2 separate regions of the Homo sapiens genome follow, and region 1 is linked to region 2. A link is a loop called in an ENCODE intact Hi-C map of the cell type or tissue named here. Cell type or tissue: Panc1. All regions are shown on one strand. Each heading gives the region's core, and the rest is flanking DNA. Links, peaks and the distances in the headings are about the cores only. Region 1 has its middle 240 kb from the start of LINC02475. Region 2 overlaps KCTD8 (potassium channel tetramerization domain containing 8).

Region 1 (2,936 bases), core at 103-2,602, 650 kb before region 2:
TGTGAATAGCTAAAATTACAGGCGTGCACCACCACACCTGGCTAATTTTTTTGTGTGTTTTTAGTAGAGAGGAGGTTTCACTATTGTTGGCCAGGCTGGTCTTGAACTCCTGACCTCAACTGATGCACTCGCCTTGGCCTCCCAAAGTGCTGGGATTACAAGCATGAGCCACTGTCCCCTGAGCCACTGCCCCGTCCACCAAATTGTTTATATAAAAAGAGCTCCACAAAAATTGTTGCCTATGCAGTGAGCCATGATCGTGGCATTGAACTCCAGCCTGAGTGACAGAGTGAGACTCTGTCTAAAAAAAAAAAAAAAAAAAAAAAAAAAATTGCCTAGTGTCTGCACACCCTATAGAAGATCTTTGTCATATAATCAAAATTATTTCTAATACAGATAGAGGTATGGTACAAATTAGACTTTCTGGTAATTAAAACCCTCTTGTTAATTGCTTTTACTTGTTATAAATCACTGGATCATTGGAAATTTGAACTCTATGATTCTATACTACTTTTTAAAAATCAACAGTAATAAAAACCCAATTATTTTTATATTATTGGTTAATTGGAAAGACACAACTTTTTCGTTATTAATTGGACATTGTGTCAATTTTTATTGGACTACTACAGATTCACTAGTTAGTTTCAATAATATTTTATCTTGATTTTTAAAATAGCATATGATCCTTGAAAAATTATTAAAAAAGAAAAAATAGAAAAAAAAAGAAGTTAATCCTCCCTGCCAATTGTTACTACCAATGGCATATTGCATTTTATTTGAGATTTTATTTTATGCATTATTTGGATGCTTTTTCAATTTTTTAAAATAGGAATGAATAGCAGATAAAATGTACCTAATAATATATAATTGTACTCTATTTAATAGCATGGTAATGATATTTTGCTAATATATATCATAAACAGTCAACAAACGTTCAAACTCTCAAGGAAGTTGTTATCGGATCTCCAAAGACAGACAAAGATTATGCTTAAGTATTTCTAAATTCAATGTAAATATGATATTTTAACAAGGAAGTACAATATTTATGTTATTTAACCAATGCATGGATGTGACAATAGGCAGTAGTTACATGTTTTTCCAAACAAATTAAAACCAGCTATTCAAATCTACCTCTGAATTTTATATTCAACTTCTTAATGCAAAGATGTGAAAACCACAAAAATTAAAATAGTTTTAAAAAATAGCATATGCAGAAATTATTTTCTTTAATTATTAACCTCCTTAAATAGTGGGCAATTTATCATATTTATAGGTCAATAAGCAAATCCATTGCAAATTTTAAAACCATTTCAAAATAGTTCATATTTTTAAGGTGCTTTTTTTCACTATACATCACCTATTTCTACAAATATGTACATGAAATAATTCTATGTAAATCTCTTTTTTCTACCAATAGGTGGCACTAAAAATGTGTATATTTCAGTAATAAAGTATGTTCACCGCTATGTTGGTTTAAAATGCCTTTTCCTATAAGGCAATTTTAGCTGTAATTTGAGTTAAGAACATTTATTAACAATAAGATAACTCTGGTATGAACAAGAAGTTTTTCATTAGACAAATACAATGTAAAATGATTGTAATGAGGGACCATTACATGAATATTTTACTTTGCTGGTATTAAAAATTTTGTCTTGTGATCAACTAAAATGGTATATTATTTAGTAAATTAGATATTATATTTTCCTTTATTATTACATTATTGTTATTGGGTAAGTTTGCCATTTTCACCTTAGTCAATGTTGTTAATGTTTATCTGAGTAGACAGTGCATATAAAAGAATTCTACAGAATTTAGAAGCATCTTGTATTTGCTTTGACTGTTTATAAATCTATTCTTTGTTTTGTAATATTTAGTAAAACTAGTAGAAAATATCTAAGTATTTATATTTGTATTAATTTTTTTAGTAGCACTCTTCATTTTACCCATGTGTATATACTTAAAATTATTTACCTCCTAGTATTAAAAAAATCCTATAGGTCCAGGAGCAGTGGCTTATGCCTGTAATCCCAGCACTTTGCGAGGCCGAGGCCGGTGGATCACTTGAGGTCAGGAGTTGAGTACCAGCCTGGCCAACGTGAGGAAAGCCCTTCTCCACTAAAAATACAAAAATTAGCTGTGCATGATGGTGGGTGCCTGTAATCCGAACTACTTGGGAGGCTGAGGCAGGAGAATTGCTGGAATGTGGGATGTGGAGGTTGCAGTGAGCTGAGATCACACCACTGCACTCCGGCCTGGGTGACAGAGTGAGACTCCATATTTAAAAAAAAAATCATACATCTCAGTCTTTTAGAATACTTTTTAATGTAGTTTGTGCAAGAAGTTTATTTCAAGAACTCCTAGAGGGGAAAAAAACTTAAGCTATTCAGTGTGCATTGTTAACAGCAGTTTTATTAAAATGATTTATTGCCATAAGACAAATCCTAATGATATTCTTATATTATAACTGTATTTTATTCTGGGCTTGGTTGGTGTGATTTATTCACATTTTCTCAGAAAGTCTCAACCACTGTGTAGCTGTAGCTATTAAATAGCAAATGTGTTTTATATTATTATAATAAACATGCATTTTTCATACTTGAACTTTCCAATAACAGATATTCTTGAGTAGTTTCAGTGCTTGTATTGGATCCCATTGAAGTCTTATTATCTTGTACAATTTGTCTCAACTGTACTTCTGATTCCTATTTTCTGCTCTTTAAACCTACATGGGAAAATAAACTTAACCTGACATAGAGTCTGCTTTAATTCTATGTCCAGTGTCTCATCTCTGATCAGAGATAGATCAATATGAAACACCTTTATTTGTCCTCTTTGCTGGCAGGAACTCAGCTTAACTTCATTCCTTTCTTGAGCTGCACAAATCTTATTTCTTGATGCCCTCCACTCCATTTGACTACTTATGGAGACTAATACAC
Region 2 (2,936 bases), core at 184-2,683:
TTTATACAATGAATGCCATAAACAATGGATGTCATTATCATGAATATCATTGTGTAAAATCAACGGGGTGACAATGTTTACCAGTATGGGTTAGTCAGTCTTTTCTAAATACCTATCTATGGACTTAAGAAGACAATCCTGGGTCTCTCACCACCATCCCCCAACACTTCCTCTGGTCATTCAGCAGTCTGGCCATTTAGCTGTATTTGTCTCTATACGTAGTATCAGGCATGTCCTAACCAAATGTTCTCACTCCCAACCCAGCATAGGTCCCTGCTTTTTCATACAGTTAGATAGACCATCATATATACACAATGTAAACAGCCATTTTCTTTTCTCTGTCAACCAATTTCACCTCTATACTTAATGACAGAAATTAGTACAGAAGAATGAAGTTTTACAGACTATTAAAGACACCTACATACTGTTTGGGAAGTATCTACTGAAAGCATTACACAATTTCTTGTTTTGTATAATGTATGAGGTTTTTCTCTCTATAAGTCAGGTGTGTCCACAAAAAGTAAGTTTGGCAATTGTTTCAGACTTTAGCCCAGAAAAACTAAACAGAGAGTCACATGAATGTTTCCCTAAAAAATCAACTCCAAAACATGAAAATGATATAAACCCTAAAAATATGAACTCTAAACACATTGGACACGATATATAGTTCTGCTAATTTAATCAATAGAAAATATCTACCAGGAACATTTGCTATAATAACATTAATAAACACTTTGCTGTTACCCAGTTCTCATTGATATGGACTGAATTGAGTTCCCTAACCCTCCCAAATTCATCTTGAAGTTCTAATCCTCGGTGACTCCAAATGGGACTGCATTTGGAAATAGGGTCTTTAAGGAGGTAAATAAGGTTAAATGAGTTCATTAGGATGGGCCCTAATCCAATATGACTGGTATCTGTATAAGAAGAGATTGGGACACAGATACACTGAGGAAAAACCTGAAGATGACCATCTGCAAGCCACAAAGAGAGGCCTTAGAAGAAACCAACACTGTCTACACTTTGATTTTGGAATTCTAGCCTCCAAAATTGTGACAAATTTTTGTTGTTTAAGTCATCCAGTCTGTGGTACTTTGTTAAGGGAATCCTAGCAAACTAATACACTCCTGTAGACTAAACATTCTGATTTGGGAAAGGAAGAACCCATTTACCATAGATTAATTCCACAGTTAAATGTGATTTACTAATGTTGTCCTACCTGCATCTGAAAGAAAACAAATAACAGAGAAAATGGTGCAGTCAGCCAGTCTTCCACTTCTCTTGAAACTAAATATCATATAACAGTGCTTACATTAAAATTAAATCTAACAAATCAGTTACTTTTTCATTTAATAAAAATAAGGAGATATTTCATTTTGGCTTGGAAACAAAATATTTTTTACCAATAAAAGTGCGAGTTCCAAGAGGCAGATGTTTAGTGTGTCTTTTTGCCACTTAATCCTCAGCACCTAGAACCATTCCAGACATTGTCAATGCTTAGGCAGTAGTTGATGAATGTTTAAAGAATCAATGAATAAAAAATACCAGTAGTTTCTGGTTATTACTGACAAGATGGCAGACTAGCACAAGATGGGTGAATACTGGGGAGGCAGTATTTACCCTTAGGACAAAAGATAGAGGGAGCTATAGATTTGAGGAATTAAATCTATCAACGCAATCTATCCATCATTATAAGAAGTCTGGGAAACATCCTTGTGGGATGATGACACCCTGTGGCCAAGAGTGGCCAGGCACAGCATCAGAGGATAATTTGGGGAGGGACCCAGCTAGTGCATCTCCTGGACATTGTCTTGCAAGAGTCATTGTCTGTACCATACCATTTGCCAGACAGAAACCAGCAGTCACAACATATCTATATCAAAGATATGTAACCAAAGGCAATAAAAATTAGCGATAAATAACAAGAGGAATTTGAAAAAAAAGTGTCTAGAAACCAAGTAAAAGACTACTAGATAATGTATACTAAAAAGGAAAGAAAAATTATAAGAGAATTTAAGCTGAATAATACATGTCAAAATGTATGATACATTTGTAAGGTACCATGTAAAAGGAAAGTTATTTTAAGTAGGTCCATCAAGAAAGAAAAAGGGTTAGAAAAAAATCGAGCCAATCATTAAGCTCTAAAAAGGCCACAGAGGAAACCCAGTGAAACAGAGGAAGAAAATAATCAAGAAGCTAGTAAAAACCAATAGAAATCAAACCCACCAAAAAAAATTAGGAAAAATTAAAAAACTAGAAGCTTTAAGGAAGTTGATAGATGAATAGACTCTGACAAACTAATCCAAAATGAGTGAACAAAATTCAGAGTAAGAATGACATTATAAGAACAAGAGAGGAAGAGAATAGAGGAGGATGGGAGAGAAAAAGAGAAAGAGAGAGATAATAGAAATAACCAAAAAACAGAAGTTGACAGAGAAATAACTGTTGACACATAAAGAGATTAAAATGATAAAACAATATTATGAGTACCCATTTGGTACTGAAATTGAAAACCTAGACAAAAGATGTTATTTCTGGAAAAATATAAAAATTTCAAATTGGTATAAAAGGAAATTAAAAACGAATATATTTATAAGTATTAAAGAACTTGAAAAGGCAAGTCTCTTCCTCCCCCAAATTCCCTAGCCGTATTGATTTTTAGTTGCATTCCACTTAACCATCATGAAACAAATAATTCATACCTTTTAAGTAAAAACAGAGAAAGAAACAAATCTAGTTTCCATCTAGCATTATATTCATTCCAAAATTAGGTAAAGATAGTAAAAAAATTATAAGCCTATTCAATTATGAATATATGTGCAAATTCCAAAATGAGATATTAGCCAAATGAAAAACTGTATTAAAATATGATAAAGTAAGATTTATCCAGATTTATAAAGATGATTTTAGTACAAAAATGCACCAATTCACTATAC

The links. Peaks named below come from ENCODE experiments on the same cell type or tissue, not always from the same donor. Only the 100,000 strongest peaks of a DNase experiment are listed, where the experiment ranks them.
Region 1: a loop joins it to region 2, with 4 times the contacts of the local background. A loop is called at or near these places in 9 of 110 quality-filtered maps.

Annotation. Positions count from the first base shown.
Region 1 is chr4:43,775,160-43,778,095 of GRCh38, forward strand. No RefSeq gene overlaps it. Among named protein-coding and RNA genes, the nearest start is that of LINC02475, 240 kb to the right of the region's middle. In Panc1, for the core only: no CTCF peak of the experiment used is centred there; a DNase peak (open chromatin) is centred at 1,399.
Region 2 is chr4:44,424,087-44,427,022 of GRCh38, forward strand. The region is part of intron 1 of KCTD8 (potassium channel tetramerization domain containing 8); the gene reads right to left. Among named protein-coding and RNA genes, the nearest start is that of KCTD8, 23 kb to the right of the region's middle. In Panc1, for the core only: CTCF peaks have their summits at 1,737 and 1,940; a DNase peak (open chromatin) is centred at 1,729.